Linked DNA regions of Homo sapiens: region 2 is linked to region 1. Evidence: read pairs that join two places in POLR2A ChIA-PET (ENCODE). Cell type or tissue: Panc1. All regions are shown on one strand. Links, peaks and the distances in the headings refer to the core of each region. The heading gives the core; the rest is flanking DNA. Region 1 overlaps HOXB-AS4 (HOXB cluster antisense RNA 4). Region 2 has its middle 31 kb from the start of HOXB1.

Region 1 (8,000 bases), core at 1-8,000:
ATTCATTCCGAATCTTCGCAGAATAAGGACTGAGAGGCTAAGGACTGGGATTGGGACACAGAGAACAAATTTGCTTCCTCCTTCCTGACCTTCGGTCTGGGTCCTTGGCCCCCTAACGTGCCCGCTCCTCACCTCTGCCTCTCCAGACACCCGCCTGCTCACAGGTGCTCACGCTCACACCCGCACCCATCGCAAAAACGCAGCTGTGCAGGCCGAGGGCGGCGGCGGACTTACCTGGGCGGCGGCGGTGCCGGCAGTGCGCGGCCGTCGGAAGGTGCGGAGCCAGCGGCCGCGGCCCAGTCCAGGCTCCCTCCCGCCCTCGCCCAGAAGCGAGGGTCCGAGTGGCCACGTGTCCGGCAGGGAAGTCCGAGGTAGCGAGGGAGTCCACCTGGCCGCCCGCTCCCCCTCCCGGGTATAAATCTTGGGGACCGGAAATACAATAAAACTTCACCGTGTTGATGAACTTCAAACGGTTTACATCCCCTCCTGTCCTGAAAAGAAAGACGTCCGGGGGCGGATTAAAAGGAAGGGGAAACAAATTTACGAGCGGCAGAAGCACCCGCCTCGGCCCCTTTCTTTGCCCGCACACTTTGTCCGCGTGGAGAGAAGCAGCCCCAGCCCCCGGGACTTGGCCTCCGCCGAACCGGCCGCCAGGCGCGCTCTTCTCTCGGAGGAGTCGGCGCTGACCCAGCCCGCGCCCGGCAGAGACTGGAAGCCGCCGCCTACACGGAAAATCCACAGAGCCCCGCGCAGACCCTATGATCGGCTCGGCCCGCCGGGCTTGGGATGAGGCTCCCTGCTTCTCGCTAGAGCAGAACTGGGCTCCCTGGCGCTTCCTTGCGAAAGCCCAGGCTCTCCCAACCACGCCCGGTGGCCTCCATTTTTTGCATCTTTCCGCTGAAAGCGGGTTTTTTCTTTTTTCTTTTTTTTTGACAGAGTCCTGCTGTGTCACCCAGGCTGGAGTGCAGTGGCGCGATCTCGGCTCACTGCAACCTCCGCCTCCCGGTTCAAGCGATTCTCCTGCCTCAGCCTCCCGAGTAGCTGGAACTACAGGCGCCCGCCACCACGCCCGGCTAATTTTTGTATTTTTAGTAGAGACGGGGTTTCACAATATTGGCCAAGCTGATCTTGAACTCCTGACCTCGTGATCCACCCTCCTCGGCCTCCCAAAGTGCTGGGATTACAGGCGTAAGCCACCGCGCCCGACCCAAGGGTTTTTTGTTTTTGTTTTTTGTTTAACTTTACTTTTCTCTTTCCTTTTCCGTTTCTAGCGGCCAGACCTTTGCCCAGCCCTGCCCGTTTATTGCCGGGTACTTGCTGGAAGGGGACAGAAGATAAGACTCGGGGTGACTCCCAAGGCCTGAAGGGGGCTGATTGGGCCGGGGGCTCCCAGAGGATAAACCTAGGGGCCGGTCGGTCTTCCTCGGCGTGGAAGTGAGAGCCACGCGGCGTGGCGGAGCTCCACCACCGTCTCCTTATCTCTTTAAAGCCTCAAAATCAAACAAAACCACTACTACCCAGGCCTCAAGTTTCCACAGTTTTTGTCTGCTCTGGACCGTTTACTTTTTTTGAAAAAAGAGAACTTGGTGGAATCCAAATTCTCTACTAGGCCTCCGAACCAAAACGAAGGAAAATCCGTTTTCTTCTTGGGCTTCAGAGAACTGGGATCGAAGTGATTGACTTCCTGCTCCTTTTGTCTGCTCCAGGGGCCTGGTTAGGTGCCCTTCTGGATGGGAGAGCAAAAGGTTCTCCATCCTGCCTCACAGTTATTCACCTCCAAAACAGTTTTGAGACACAATGGATGGCTAAGATTAGCTCAGGCTCAGGCAGAGTGTTCAGGTACAGGAGTGAGGTCCAGCTGCAGGCCCAAGAGGGGGTTTAGTGCACTGAAGGCACCCACCTTCCCATAGATACACACATAGATAACCCCACTCCCCAACCCCAAGAAAAGGCACCAAAGTGCTGCTGGATATTTTAAAAATCTGATTAAAAAATAAACGGGCAGGGAAAATACTAGGCAGTATAGGTTTTGAATTTTCTGAAGGGTTAACTCTGCTGCAGGCAGTCCCACTCGGCCCCAGCTCTCCAGAGGTGGGTGGTGGTCTGGGGGCAGTGCCCTCTGGCCCCTTCCTAGCACCAAAAGGGAGGAATTGGGGAGCTCTTTAACAGCTGGAGGGCAGGAAGTATCTTATTTCTGGCCAACATTCATATTCCAGTATTTGCATGGGGAGGCCCCTCCAGCCTCCCTCATTTGCTCTTTATCATGTTATATTTTCATTCAAAATACTGAGATGGCAGCTACTGGCTGTCACTTCTTCTATTAGGATTTCCCTCTGGGAGGACGGCAGGACTGAGGGGCCAGCAGTTTCCAGACCATTCAAGAGTGTTATTACCCATCCCCTACCGGGCACCTGGTGGGGGCCGGTGTGCTGGCTCCCAGCCTACTGCTGGCCTGGGTCTCTGTGGCTCCCTGGCTGAGAAAAGGAGATGGAAACCTTTTATAGTCTTAGACTCTTTGGAAAAACTGAAGAGGCCATAGCCTTAGGATGATGCACCTGCACACCCATATGTTTTGCATACATTTCCAGGGGCTTTGTGGCTTCCCCCTACCCCCATCCCAAGAACCCAGGCCATGGATTCCAATTAAAAAAACAAAATTATCTGTATGGTGCCAAAGGACACCCCAAAGCCATTCCCATAGATACCAGCTGTGTCTTTCCGAGGGCTCCCCAAAGGATAAGTCAACTTTCAGAGGCTCAGCACAGACACCCATGGCCGGGGTGCTGGTGCCGCTCATACACTAACTAGCTGAGATGATGGTCACTCCGTGAGTAAAGGCCAGTTAGGCAACATTTCTTTTCACCCCCAAACGTTTTCCAAACACTTTTCCAAAAGCATGTTGACCTCCAAATTATTCAGAAAATTGATGGCCATGCTGGAGGGTTTAGAGGTAACTTCTCCCCACTCCCTTTCTTCCTTGAAGATAAAGCAGAGTTCTAGCGTAACTGGAGGGGGGCTAGACAATTTGGTTGGTGAGAGGAGGCAGTGTAGACACAGACGCAGAACACAAGTTCCTTAAAGAAACAAAAATTGAGACCCTTTTCCATTTTGTGAGAGTCACAAGAATAAATATTTCTGGGACTTCCTGGCCTGTCTCCCTTCACAGGGTTCATTACAGGCGGGGAGGGAGGAGACAGTCTCGGAGAATTCAGAGGTGCCAGAAGCCGAGTTCCTAGACCCCAGCTGGATTTTTTTTTTTTTTTTTTTTTTTTTTCCAATTTCTGGCGGCGGGCGGCTGGGGAAGCAGCTCTGTGGTCTCCCGGCGGGTGAGGCCGAGACAGAGACCAACCTCTAGGCGGCGCCCTGGCGTTGAGTCCGCGCTGAACAAGATTCTCTCGCAGCTCTGCGTCCCGCGCCGGGTGAAGGGGCGTGTTCCTGCAGGCGCTCGGGGCTCGGCCTGGAGCTGGCGGCCGGCACGTCGCCTTTGGCGCCCTCTGCCAACCAAGAGAAACACGGTTAAATGAGTGCGCTGGGACAGAAATCCACAGCTAATCAAGGCCCCATCCGCTCCCACCCCCTGGCCCTTACCTCCTAACTCCATCTCCGACGCTAGGGAGCCTTCCACAGCCCGAATCTCCTTTGATGTCCCCAGCAGCCGGCTAGAGGGCAGCGCCAGCATCTTTAAACCCCTCCCCCAGCTTGCAAAAGAAGACACTGAGGTCCGAAGGAATTAAGTGATTAGCCCAAGATCGGAGCAGCTATTAAAAGTGGTGAAGCAGGGCTGGAGGAGGAGCCCTCTATTCCAAGTGGAATGTTCTTTACCCCAAATTACCACGACCATTCACCCCCTCCAAACGTGTCTTTCTTGTAAGCAAAATTCATCTCCAGAAAGGCAGCTTTTTGGTGTTTTCTATGTTGGAAGTTTGGCGTTTCTTGGGTTTCAAATTTGGGGAGGCCCATAAGAAAACTAGAGGCGGATATAGGGACAGCCAGTACAGGATTCAAAGCCAGGGCAAATCCAGCCCCCTCTTCCAAGAAATGCCAACTCCTCACTTATGACGTCCCTAGCTGCATGACCCTGGCCAAGTGCCTTAGGCCCCGAGGTGCCCAGATGAAGACCTACTGGAAAGGGAAGTTGTGAAGTGTGAATGCTTTGTGAAAGAGACTCAACAACTAAGAGAAGCTGCCAGCAGCAGGACTGCTCCACAGCCCCCAAACGAGGGGGGTTAGGGCCAGTCAGGCCACTCTCCTTCTTGGCCCAAATAGGGCCTCTTTGTTAAATTCTTGTGGAGCAAGGAAAGAGAGGTCTTGTTCTGGAATGAGCCCCTCAGAAACGTCCAGGGCCTAGGAAGAGCAGGATAGGAGAAACCAGGGTCCCTCTTCCCCTTCCCCTGTGGCAGAGATGCCATTTTATACTGCAGAGCCCTCTGAGAGACATTTCTGCAAAGTTATTCCTAAAACAGAGGAGCCAGAGAATCACCTGCGGAGGAGGAAGGCAACAAGAGGAGGGACGGGCTGCTGGGACCAGGCAGCAAAGGACAGGCACCTACTATGGGGCAGACTATGATGGGGCGCCTGCTGGGGTCTACAGTCCCACAAGAGGTGCATTTCCCAGCCGGGCAGGAGCTCTTGAGGATGCCTAATTACCCAGCGCACATCTGGAGCAGCTGCACCCTCGGACACATTATTTCGCTCCAACCCCTATTTTCATTCTGGAGGCTGAGTCATAAAAGACTGTAGAGGCAGAATAAAGTCGGGTCTGTATGTGTCAGCATTCCTGTGTGTGAGTGTGTGTGTGAATATGTGCACGTCTGGGGTGACGTCTGTGCATCTCACTGTGATTGCCCAACGGATTCGCTAAAGTTAGGGAAAAAAATGGAGCAACATCAGGCGAATTCAACTGCGAACATACTGTCAGCCTCATTATCTGCCCATTTCAAGGGAAAGCATTTGGGTCTTGGAATTAGCCAGTTAATTGCCTCACTTCTTTGTTCACTTTAGGGCAGGAGGAATTATCTGCATCCTTTTAAAGCATCTATATTTCAAAACTTTAAGATCTCCGCATTCTCAATTTTCTTTATTTCTATCTTTATAACACTTGAGCACTCAGATCTGCCTGTATCTCTCTCTCTCTCTCTCACATACACACATACACACACACACACACGTGCTTCATGCTTGAAAAGTAACTCTTAGTATCTGCATCTGTAAAATCTGGTGTCTTAACTCTTAAAGTTGATGTAAGGATTAATTAATGTACTATGATGTACTATGTGTCTAGCATTTAGCACAATACCAGGTGCACAGGCAGCATTTAGTAAATAGTAACTATTAATAATAAGGAGGAGGACGAAGAGAAAAGAGGAGGGGGAAAGTGGTATGGGGGGTGGGGGTGAGTGGCAAGGAGGAAACCTGCTTTGTTCACAGAGAGCCAGCCTAGGACGGAGGGTGTGTGTCTCAGCTGTATATGTATAATGTATTCTTTTGACTTAGAGCAATGTCTATAAAAGTGAGGCCCCTTGGACCCCTTGGCCTGTAACTACCTCTTCAATAAGGTACAGAGAATTGGGGCAATTATCTGGCTCATTTCAGGTTCAAACTCCCTTTAGCCTGTAGTATCTGGATCTCATAGGGGAAAGGTCTGAGAAGTGGTGGCTTGTATTCCTTTGGCTTTTCAAGGAGTTATTTCCCTTTGCTGTGGTGAGCACGGTCCTGCCTTAGAAAATGGGTAGACAAGAAATAGGGGGCCACGAAGCTGGAATTAAACAAAACATCTAAGAAACGCTTGACAAAAATCAGGTCTTACCTACTTCCTGGGCAGCCAGGAGGAGGCCTTGAAGTTCTCCATACACTCGCCCCAGAGGACCACCACCCCACTAACAGAAGTCACAGCCTTTTGCCTGCTGGGGACTTTCATTCCACATTCAGCAATCATTTCCTGAGCGCCTACTATGTGCCCAGCACTGGGCTGAGCTCTGGGGCTTCAGCAGGGCTGCACCCCACCGGTTGGCAGTGCCGATGTGGCAGCCAGCAAGAGGTCTTGGCTCCTAGAAACAAGTCCAGGACACAAGAAGGAAGACAAGCCTGCTGGGCAAGAACTTCTGGCCAATAGCAGCACTGCCTTTTCAGGGCCAAGTCCTAGTGCAGGGGCGGAGCCAGAAGGTCGGGAGCACCCCCTTCTAATTGTCTATCAGAAAAAGGCCAACTCCATGGTGCAGATGGCCCAGTGCAGGGAGGGGTGGGGCAGGCAAAGAGATGGCTAGAGGCTCCTGACCCTCAGTTGGAAGTTTCTGAGAACACCAATTAGCTTTCTTTAATTAGTAAAGTAGGGAGCAAATGAGCATATATTTCTTCTGCTCTGATTAAAAGCATTTAGGTCAGGTTTTCACAGCCAAGATTATCCAGTTTAAGCTGTCCCAAGAAGAGAATTGTTTATTTTTTTCTTTGTATTTTCAGGCAGGGGTCTGAATACTATTAGCCAACCATTGGCTTCTTGTCACAGCCTCGAACTGCTGGGCAGGTGGGTGGTGGTTGTGCAGCACAGAGAGGGGCAACTAGAAATGAGTTGGAGTCTTTCCTGTGCCAAGTCACATTTGTTTGAAATGTATAGACAATTGAGGAGCAGCCAGGAGGGCTTGGGTTTGGAGTGTAAGTATGTATGGAGGGGGAGGGTACAATTAGCCAGATAATTTCCAGTTCTCCTAATTTGTCTTAACATAGTCCTTGAAAAAGGAAGTTTCTTTTTACTTCCCAGACCCCAAAGAAGCCTGATTTTTCTCCTGGGAGATCTAGCTTGGTCAATTCACACATGTGGGGAGATGGCCAGGAAACTTAATAGGCCGGGAAAGAAGAGCTAAGTCCTTCTTTACACTCTGTGTCTAAACAGGCCACAACACAAGAGGCTGGGCGTAATTAGGAGGTCCCCCAGGATAGTCAGGGGTCACATGCTGTTTATCTCTTACAAACAAGATTACTAAAATATTAGGGAGCAAATCCTTCCCCTTTAAGTTCAGCATTTGGTATTCCCCAGCCTCTAACCTTGGCTAAATCAGCCCCAAGTAGAGCTGGGTCCCTGAGGAAATGGAATAAGTGAGTCAATAAGGGACACAAAGGAACATTCTATTGCCCAGTCCCCATTTGCTTGACTTATAGGCAGCTTTAGTTAGGAGGCTGTTTCCAGATAGTCTTCCCTTCCAGGAGTTCTGGTATGGTTTTTAGTCCCTGGGAAGCTGCTTAAGCCTGATTTCCTTCCATTGCTGGTCCAACTGCTGGCCAGTCTAAGATCAGCTTTCCCCAGCAAAGCTCTTCCCACGTTCTCAGGCTCCCAGCTGCTGGGAAGGAAAGACTGACTCCCACTGGGAGCCCAGACCCTACAGGTAATGGTGGGGAGAGGACACTGCCACCGGAGTGTTTTTACAGGTGAAGGCTGGCCTGGCAAAATGGAGATGTCAGCCAAGAGAAAGGGTGAAGACCTACGTAAACTGACTATATTTGGCCTCGGCATTTCCCAGACACCAGCTCCTTTGATCTATCCAAATTGTAGTTGTTAACTTGGTGTCTGAGGAGTCTGAAACTCTCTGAAATTGTGGGATTTGGTGAGTACTACATACGCACATTTTTTTTCTGGGTAGAGGGGAATCAATATTGTTCATCAAAATTTAAATTATCATATCAGGGAGTGGCCCCAAAATGTTAAGAACCTCTCATCCACCATTCTTACACAACCAACCAAAAATGTAATGCAGAGGGAGGCATTGTAATATACTTGGGGATCTGACAAGACAAATTAAAAGGACAAACAATTTATTGTTCCACAAGGTTGAACAGATACTGTCACCTGGACTTCTTGGAACACCAGGAACCAGGTCACAGGTGCTGGGGACTCTTAGACTGAGACCAGTCAGGCCACAACACCCAATCACTACCTCCTCCATATTTGCCTGTGCAGACAAGGAGTATGCAAGGTCTCTGTGTCTCTAATTAAATTAATATGGAGCTTT
Region 2 (9,299 bases), core at 1-8,000, 140 kb before region 1:
GTTGTTATTATTATGTTTACTTCATAGGGTTGTAGTGAAGATTAAATGAGAGGGCTAGGCATGGTGGCTCATGCTTGTAATACCAGCACTTTGGGAGGCTGAGGCAGGTGGATCATCTGAGGTTAGGAGTTCGAGACCAGCCTGGCCAACTTGGTGAAACCCTGTCTCTACTAAAAATACAAAAATTAGCTGGGCATGGTGGCAGATGCCTGTGATCCCAGCTACTCAGGAGGCTGAGGCAGGAGAATGGCATGAACCCAGGAGGTGGAGGTTGCAGTGAGCCGAGATGGTGCCATTGTGCTCCAGCCTGGGTGATAAGAGCGAAACTCCATCTCAAAATAAAAAGATTAAATGAGAGAATGTGTATAAACTCTTTCCTGCTACACCATAAGTATCCCATACTCTAAATGTTAGGAATAGAAATAAATGAAGGAAGGAAGGAAGGAAAAAGAGAGAGAGAAAGAGAAAGGAATGCCTCTGTGTATAGGAACTAGGAAAAAATGCTCAAGTCCCCTGAATAAGAGAGAAGTAACTCTTACACAGCCACTGCCATCTTCTCCCTGGTTTCTAAGCCTTTATTGTGAATTGGGAGGCCTTGATTCTAATCCCAGCTCTTCCATTAGCTGGTAATACACCCTTGCTCAGTCTCTGGGCTCCCATTCCTCATTTGTAAAAAGAAAGGGGCAAACTCCCTTCTATAGTATTTTCACTTTTAACATTTGATGGCTCTGTTCAAGAATGCACACAAACTTTTGGAGGTGTGGATATGTTTATGGCATTGACTGTGGTGAAGGCTTCACAAATATACAACTAATCAAGTTGTACACATTAAATATGTTCAGCTTTTTGTGTGTCAATTATACCTTAATAAAGTGTCTTTTAAATGCACAGAAAAATATGAACAGTTAGGTATATTAATAATTTTACAAATCAACTAACAAAATGCATTGCTGCAGCAGTTTCTAAGCAATATTCTATCACTGATAAATGCCCTATGTGGTGCTCAAAATGATGACATATCAGCTGTCCTCAGTCCTGTCAAATATCTTTGTGACACTATTAACAGCCCAGCAACCACACTGAGGCTGTAGCAATGTCAAGGTTGAAGAGGTCAAATTTCCAAACCCAGGATTATTTTGAAAGTTTCCCTAAGCCCAAGATACTCAGAAGAAAAACTTAGATCTATTTTCTTTCCAAAACATGGATCTCTCTGATTAATTCGTCCTTGTCCTCTCAACCTTCTGTGTTCATTCCATTTAGTCAACATATACTGAATATTTCCCATATACCAGACCCTGGCTAGACACTTAGGATAAAAACAAATACTAGGCCGGGCACGGTGGCTCATGCCTGTAATCCCAGCACTTTGGGAGGCCGAGGCGGGCAGATCACGAGGTTAGGAGATCGAGACCATCCAGGCCAACATGGTGAAACCCCGTCTCTATTAAAAATATTTTTAAAAAAAGTTAGCTGGGCATGCTGGCGGGCGCCTGTAGTCCCAGCTACTTAGGAGGCCGAGGCAGGAGAACCGCTCGAACCCGGGGGGTGGAGATTGCAGTGAGCTGACATCACGCCATTGCACTCCAGCCTGGGTGACAGAGCCAGACGCCGTCTCAAAAAAAAAAAAAAAATACTAGTACAATTCCTTCCCTCAGCTGTGTATTGTCTTTTAAAGGGAGATATCTGAAGACATATCAAATAAATGCAATAAAATGCTGTTAGGTTTGTGACAGAAGTCTGCATAGGGAACACTGGGGTGCCAAGGAAGAAGTGGTCAGTTCTCTCCCATGCCTATGTGGTGCTCTGCACGCTATTGGTGTCCCATATGTGTTGGATGAATGAATGAGCTTACAAATAGCTTGGAGTAGAAGATCTGAGTGGGTGGAATAGTAGGAAGGGAAAGAAACCTACCTGCCCCCAGCAATGCTATGAGACGAAAAACCAGCTAAATTAAAGGGAATAGGAATGGGGTTATACATCCCTGCAAACAACCCCTGGAAACTGACATATCTAATAGATATACCCTGAAGCTGGTACTCTCTTATTTTAATTTTTTTTTAAGTTAAATAAATGAGTCAGGGTTTCACTATGCTACCCAGGTTGGTCTCAAACTCCTGGGCTCAAGTGATCCTCCCGTCTCAGCTTCCCAAAGTGCTTGGATTACAGGCATAAGCCACCACTTCCTGCCTAGTATGTCTCAGACGTAAGCCACTACTCCCAGCCTAGTACTCTCTTCCTTTCTGATCTAACTCTTAGAAAATCCCAAGGCTAGATTTCCTGGCCAAAACAAGTTGAGCAGGGTAAGGACAAAGGGAGGGCTTTCTCCCACCCATATCAGAAGACTTGAATCCCTGCCTGCCCAGATCATTATATAGAAGGAAAAAAGTCATTTATATTATACTATATTATACTATACTATATTATATTGTATTATCCCTGCCTACCCAGATCACTATATAGAAGGGAAAATGTCATTGTGCTGATTTCCAAAGAAGCTGGGCAAGGATGAACCAAGCCTCTCCAATCTTCATATGATCAAAGGCCACATTGTGTCTTGTTGCACATAGGCTTCCCTCACTCTGCAGCGTAGGGTCTGATGCGCACAAAGGAAGATAAAATTATAGACTTCTCTGTCTGATGGCTCACAGACTTCACCAGACACAAAGAGTGTTGGATGAGAGTATGTGGGTAAAGCAGCAAAACCAGCCCAACCTAAGTAGAAGAACCCCCAAATTGTGCCCACTCAGGGAGGGTAAGGATTGATAGCTTCCTTTGAGATATAGTGTATTCCTTTCATTTATATTTTGGCTTGAGATGCTAAAATGCAAGGAGGAGTGGAATAGCTGTCAAATTTACTAATGGGATCCATCTTCATAACGCAGATCTTCAGAAAACTTCTTGCAGCATAATAATTCAACTCTCCTCAGAACTTTCCTTCATTTCTGCCCTCTTGGGGAAGGGAGCAAAGAAAACTAGGCATTTCCCATTCAGCCCTGTGTCCGTTTGATGCACTGAGATCCCCTGCCTGGTTAACTTCAGGTTTTTCCCATCAAAAATCTCAGAGAGAACCCCAAACATTAGCGGATGTTAACAGGCAGTCCACAGTTACTGCCACCCAACAATCTCCTTCTGCTGACCCCTGGCTCCAAACTGGATTCAGTCAATGCGCTTGACTTTTCCCACACTTCCTGCTTCCAGTCAAAGAAAATGCAGCAGAGCCTGTTTTCCAGTGTAAGCATGTAAATTCCACACTCATCAACTTCAGGCTTTTGCAGCTGTTGGCTTGAGCCCTGCTCAGGACACAGAGAGACAGAGACAATAGAATTTGTTTTGAAAATCTGTCCTTCGAGTTAAAAAGATGGTGTCACTAATTCTTGTCTGGAGGACCTGTAATTTCAATGTTTCTGCAGGACTAGAGAGAGAAGTCACGAAGACCCAGAACGCTTCTTTACCAGTGTGCCTTGGTAATCAGACTGAGAGCTTTTGCTAATGCTAGGTAATTCTATTTGGCTCAACAAACATGTGTTGAGTGCCTACTAAATGCCAGGCACTGTGACAGGTGCTGGCAATTATTGCTAACAGCCCGTGCTTGTGTAGTATTTGGCCAGGGTTAGAGATGCTGTTAGGTGGCTGGGGGAAAAAAAAGGACTGAAGGGAGAACTGAATTCATCATTATAGCTTATCCTCTTTCAGAAAGCTTCTTAACACTACTTCAGGTGAGAAACACAATCAGCAGCACAAAGAGGTCATGTCTCAGGATAACACATTTGCATCAAGTCAGCTACTTTGTCTCCACTTCTGAATAATGGCATAGTAGGCAGAGCTTGGCATCTGGAGTCAAAAGAGCTAGGCTCAGATTCCAACCTCTCCGTTTAGTTGTGTGAGCATGGGCAAGTCGCCTGACCTCCGAGCCTTGGTTTCCAATTATATGAATTCGAAATAAAAATACTTGCCCTGTCCGGATCACTTGAGGTCAGGAGTGTGAGAACAGCCTGGCCAACATGGTAAAACCCTGTCTCCACTAAGAATACAAAAATTAGCCAGGCATGGTGGCAGGCACCTGTAATCTCAGCTACTTGGGAGGCTGAGGCAGGAGAATTGCTTGAACCTGGGTGGGTAGAGGTTGCAGTGAGCCAAGATCATGCCACTGCACTCCAGCCTGGGCAACAGAACAAGACTCCACCTAAAAAAAAAAAAAAAAGTGCCCTGTCTACCTCATAGGTAGAAGAATCAAGTGAGATAATGTAATATGGACCAGTGATTCCCAAATTTAATGTACATATGAATCATCAGGGGATGTTGTTAAATTGCAGACTGTGAGTCAGTAAGTCTGGGTGGATCTGAGATTCTGCACTTCTTTTTTGTTTGTTTGTTTTTTTGAGATGAAGTCTCATTATGTTGCCCAGGCTGGAGTGTAGTGGTGCGATCACAGTTCATCGCAGTCTCGACATCCTAGGCTCAAGCAATCTTCCTGCCTCAACCTCCAGAGTAGCTAGGACTACAGGCCTGTGCCACCACATCCAGCTAATATTTTTAAATTATTATTTGTAGAGATGAGGTCTTGCTATGTTGCCAAGGCTGGTCTTGAATTCCTGGGCTCAAGTGATCCTCCCCGCTCAGCCTCCCAAAGTGATGGGATTACAGGCATGAGCCACCAAGCCCAGCGTGCAGGCCTAACAAGCTCCCAGGAGATGCTGCTAAGGATGGCCTGTGGATCACGCTTTGAGTAGCAAGCTATGGACTGTTCACTGGTCATATGAAAAAGATGATGACACTGATTAGGCCCACCAGCTAAGTAAACATCGAAAACTCATTCAGCCCCATGAAGTCACTAGAGCTGTGTTAAACAGCCAGTGTGGTCAACAGAAGAAATTTATGTCATGGTATTTGCTTATTTAGGTGAAACCATTAGAGAATAATACCAATCTATCCAAACACAGCAGCTAGGTCAAAAATTTTTCCTATCTCTTTCAGTTAAAAACATTTACCCTGGATGTAAAACATTGAGATAAAGATCAGACAGGCTTTGATCCTGCCAGATCATATCCATCCCACTGTAACTGTCTCCTGCCACATTCCCTTGGAATCTTAAAACTGTTAGAACAGATATGCTTGAGGGTGGAGACTGCAAATCCTCCCCTGCCCTGGGCCTTCTCCAAGTGTTTGAAGACAATTTTGAGGTCACTTCAACCTGCTTCTGGGCACTGAAACATCTTCCTCTTTCCCAAATGCCTTCAGAACAGGTTTCTTCACTTCCCGAATACAAATGACGACTTACTCACACCCATAGGAATATTAATTAGTTAACATTTGTATAACTCTTATGAACTCATGGGATTATCCTAACAATGTACAACCTAGAAGAAATGAGCTTAAATCTGTTTGTCCCAGTCGCCTGCAAAGAGATGATCCATTCCTTAGAGCCTGCATGGCCAGGCCTCCAAGGGCCAAGACAAAACATATAATTAAGGCAATTATTGAGATAAACGGGAGGGGGAAATACTATAATGCAACATCCCTGGATGGGAGGCAGGATTCTCAGATTTTGGTCTTATCTTTGCCATTGTCCTGCTGATCTGGGATGGGGCTCTCCACTTTGCTAAGTAGAATTTGCCTGCTTGTAATGTACATACCGCTCGTGTGGATGGAAAGAATGTGTGAGTCAAAGGCAATATGAAGTGAAGAAAAGTAGTAAAAAGCAAGAAAGTAAATAAAACACATAGTTTTTTTTTAAGTTAACATGCCCTAGTGGTTTTTACCTGTGTTTTTCAGACAGTTGTGAGTTTTCTGCTTGTCATTGGTCCTGGAGACTTGGGTTCAGCTGGAGTTAAGAGGAATCAAGGTTCTCATCAGAGTTCCCTGAAGTCTCTGCTCCCTCCAGAACTTCCCTGGAGAGCAGCCAGCACTGAGATCTCAGCTTCTGCTCCAAGCCCATAGCTGATGCAAAGCGGAGTCTTTCCTGAAGGAGGGCGGGGAGGAGTAAGTGGCGACAGTTTATCTGAAGCTGGCGCTGGGTTCATTAAGAGACCTGGTGCAGTTTATCTGCTTCTTGTCCACGGAGTCAGCTGCTCTGAACGCTGAGTCCAGGGCCTGTCACCATCCCAGCCCTGGTGGCGTCAGGTTGGAAGGGTGTAAAACAGAGCGTCCTCTCTCTCCCCCAACCTCAATCTCCCCTTGTCTCCAACTATCTGTCCTCAAGGGGTCAGATAGGAGCTGCAATTGTAGGAAAGAAGCTAGAAGCCCTCCTGTCAATGCTTTCTGCCCTGCAGACAGTGAGGTCCTCTGAACTGATTTGACTGCTCCCAGAAAGAAGCAGCCTAGAGCTCAGTGGAGGAGGTGGAGAGAAGAGACATGGACTTACCTTTATCAAAGCCGCCTTGCCTTGAATGTAGGTGACATGTATTTTAAGTGATGCCATTTGTCCTTGTCCATGTCACATTCTCACGATGGGGAATGGGATGAACTTCTGTATTCCAGAAGGGGAGGCCCAGGGATGGTAAGACTTTCTTAATATCCCACAGCAACTCAGTGAAAGCGTCAAGAATACAACACACACCTCCTGAGTCCTGGACCAGTCCTTCCTGGGCCCTGAAGTGAGGTCTTCAGTCCTTCTTCATGCCGTTCTCATGATCACAACCAGCTTTAAAAATGAAGATGTTCCAGACCGCTCCGCAGGATAGTCAGATGGTCAGGATGTATCACACTGTGCCATCCATGCTCTCTTGCCTGGTTCTCCAAGATCATCAGCACAACAGGTGTGTCTGCCTGGGCTTAAAGGCCCAGCCTGTGAACAGGGGAAAGATCCATTCTCTGGCCAGGCTCAGTATTCCTTCAGTTCAGGACAGGTCAGTGACTTATCCAAACAACTTAAGACACCTGTCTCAGGAGGGAGGTGGCACCTTCCTAGAGCATCAGTGCATCATTCAACTATTTGGAGTAGACTCCAATAACAGAGATGATCAACTTCCTACTCTATTGGAAGAGTACCACCACCATATCTACTATTGGAATTCATTTCCAAAGGGTTATTGACTTTTCCCAGGAAGGTGGGAGACAGCAAGTGGATTTAGCCAAGTAAAGGAGAAATGTTTTTTTAATGGAAATCTGCCTCTTCAAAACTCCAAAAGCTGTCAGCCCCAAACCCTCAAAGCCCATCTCCAAATTCAGCTTCTCTGAGGGTCCAATTCACACTTACCCTTTGCTATCTGCTTGATCCATGACCCCTTAGAGTTGCTGCCTCACTCCAGGTTCAAGCACCCAGGATGTCATCAAGCAAAAGCAGGTAGAGATCTCACACTGGTCTGTAAGCCCCCACAGCCCTCTTTTCCCCCAGGAGAGAAACCAGCCACAGTGCATGCCTACATTGGAGGGTAGACTTGTGGCTGAGGGAGAGTGAACAGTTTGGCCAGAAGGTGGCTGGGCTCAAAGCCTGCACTGGCAAAGACCTAGGAAGAGTAAGACTGTGAAGGGGGTCGCTGTGCCACTTTTTGAGTTTCTTGGCTGGAAGTGTTTGGGTTTTGTTTGTTTATTTTGTAGAAACGAGATCTCACTATGTTGCCCAGGCTGGTCTAGAACTCCTGGGCTCAAGCAATCCTCTCACCTTGGCCTCCCAAAGTGCTGGGATTACAGGCATGAGCCACCATGCCCAGCGTGGCTGGACATGTGGAAAACATTTATTGTTGCTAACTCAACAAGGAAATTTTAGAAGAAACTGAAGAAGCCTCCCTCAGAGGGCAATTGTTCCTTGCCTCAAGTTCATAACTGCTTGCCTCTCAAGGGGTAGAAAGGGGAGGAGTGGATGTGTCAGGATCCTGGACCTCTGTAAGTAGCAGGATTTGATGTTGTGAGACTGCATAAGGAAAGGGCTAGGGACAGTTTGACACTCGGTCCGCTGAGCAACTCTAAACTCAAACCGGAGTCCACAGAACTCTGTACCCTCAGACTCAGCTGCCCATGGTATGTCTCTCTACTAGAGCACAGTTGTTAAGGGTTTGGGGCCCTGGAGCCAGGCTATTCCACGTTTACATTTCAGCTTGTCATCTTACAAGCTGTATACTTAATCCCTCTAAGCCTCTATTTCCTCATCTGTTAAATGGATATAATAAGAGTATTTATTTCTTGGGATTAAATGAGATCAAGTTCTTAGCACAGGGCTTGGGTGCATGGTAAGCACCCCATAAATGTTGTTATCATTAACTTTATCTTTAGAGGCTTTTAGGGAGGGGGCTTCCTCACTCTCCACTTCCAAGTGCATCCTTCTAGAATGCTACTTCTGTCCCAGTGGGCCTTTCTCTTCGTCTATCCGTCCCCCTCCATCATAAAACAAGGTTTGTCTCTGATGCCCTCTGCCAAGCAGACACCCCTTCTCTCTTAATTCTCCAAAGGCAAGAAGGACAGATGAATTATTTGACTACCTGTTTCCAAAATCTGTAAATAGAGAAAGAGCGAAACACCCTGCACACCAGATAGCTGGAAAGCAAGTCTCACTTGACCCCTTGATATAAAACCTCAGCAGCCCTCACCCCATCCAGCCCTGCTGCCCCTGGTAACTGGGATGGGGGCTCAAGAGAGGTATGTAAAGCCCGTAAGTGGCTCTCCCCGGCTCTTTAGAAAGCTGCTTATCAGGGAATGAAACACTGGCCCAAGCTTGCCATGACAGCAGGAGCTGCCTGAGAAGAGAGGCTGAGATAAATGAAGTATCCTTCATCCCCATCAGTGTGGGCCAGACAGAAACCAGGTGCGAGGCAGTGAGCCTTCATCTTCTGTAAACAATCTTCCATCGCCCACTGCAGCAGCTTGAGCCTGAGATGAGGATTAGAAGAACAGCTTCTGCAGGCCTGGGGCCTCTCAGCTGGACAGAGAGTTAAAGGGCGCACAAGATAGCTCACTGCTGGGAAGGATGCTTGAGGAAACACAGCCATTCGTCACCAGGGGGTTTGCCTGACCTGGCAGGAGAGAATCTGATATCTAAACAGTTCCCTGCGTCCCTGAAGCACTCTGAAAGTTCTCCAGCTAAATATTTGATACTGCATCAGATAACAGCCCAAAGCTCTTCCCACTAGTTTGAGAAGGCTGCTGCTACAGAAGGGAGAGACCTAGCCAGTGCTGGGCTTGGCTGCAATCATGCAGGACTTAAGGTGGGGGCATCCTAGCTCCCACCTCAAATTTTTGGTGTCCTTTCACCTTGGCCAGGTTAGGGCCAATTAAGGGCAAAGAGGTTGCCCACCAAAAGTTAGTGCTCTATAAATCCATGAAGAGAAATGGAACCTAAATCCCTTTCAAAGGTAGTTCTCTTCTCC

What was found. ChIA-PET counts read pairs that join two places held together with the same protein. Peaks named below come from ENCODE experiments on the same cell type or tissue, not always from the same donor. Only the 100,000 strongest peaks of a DNase experiment are listed, where the experiment ranks them.
Region 2: POLR2A ChIA-PET joins it to region 1 with 18 read pairs; 2 of 35 experiments call an interaction of 5 or more read pairs at or near these places.

What each region holds. Positions count from the first base shown.
Region 1 is chr17:48,633,280-48,641,279 of GRCh38, forward strand. It overlaps HOXB-AS4 (HOXB cluster antisense RNA 4), which reads left to right. Exons shown (of 2, transcript NR_046611.1): 2 at 1,272-1,653. It overlaps LINC03057 (long intergenic non-protein coding RNA 3057), which reads right to left. Exons shown (of 2, transcript NR_186590.1): 2 at 1,525-3,494. Among named protein-coding and RNA genes, the nearest start is that of MIR196A1, 4.7 kb to the left of the region's middle. RefSeq lists an enhancer at 7,947-8,000. In Panc1, for the core only: CTCF peaks have their summits at 3,375 (motif pointing right) and 3,633; no DNase peak of the experiment used is centred there; H3K27ac peaks cover 536 bases.
Region 2 is chr17:48,495,106-48,504,404 of GRCh38, forward strand. No RefSeq gene overlaps it. Among named protein-coding and RNA genes, the nearest start is that of HOXB1, 31 kb to the right of the region's middle. In Panc1, for the core only: a CTCF peak has its summit at 6,165; no DNase peak of the experiment used is centred there; H3K27ac peaks cover 3,047 bases.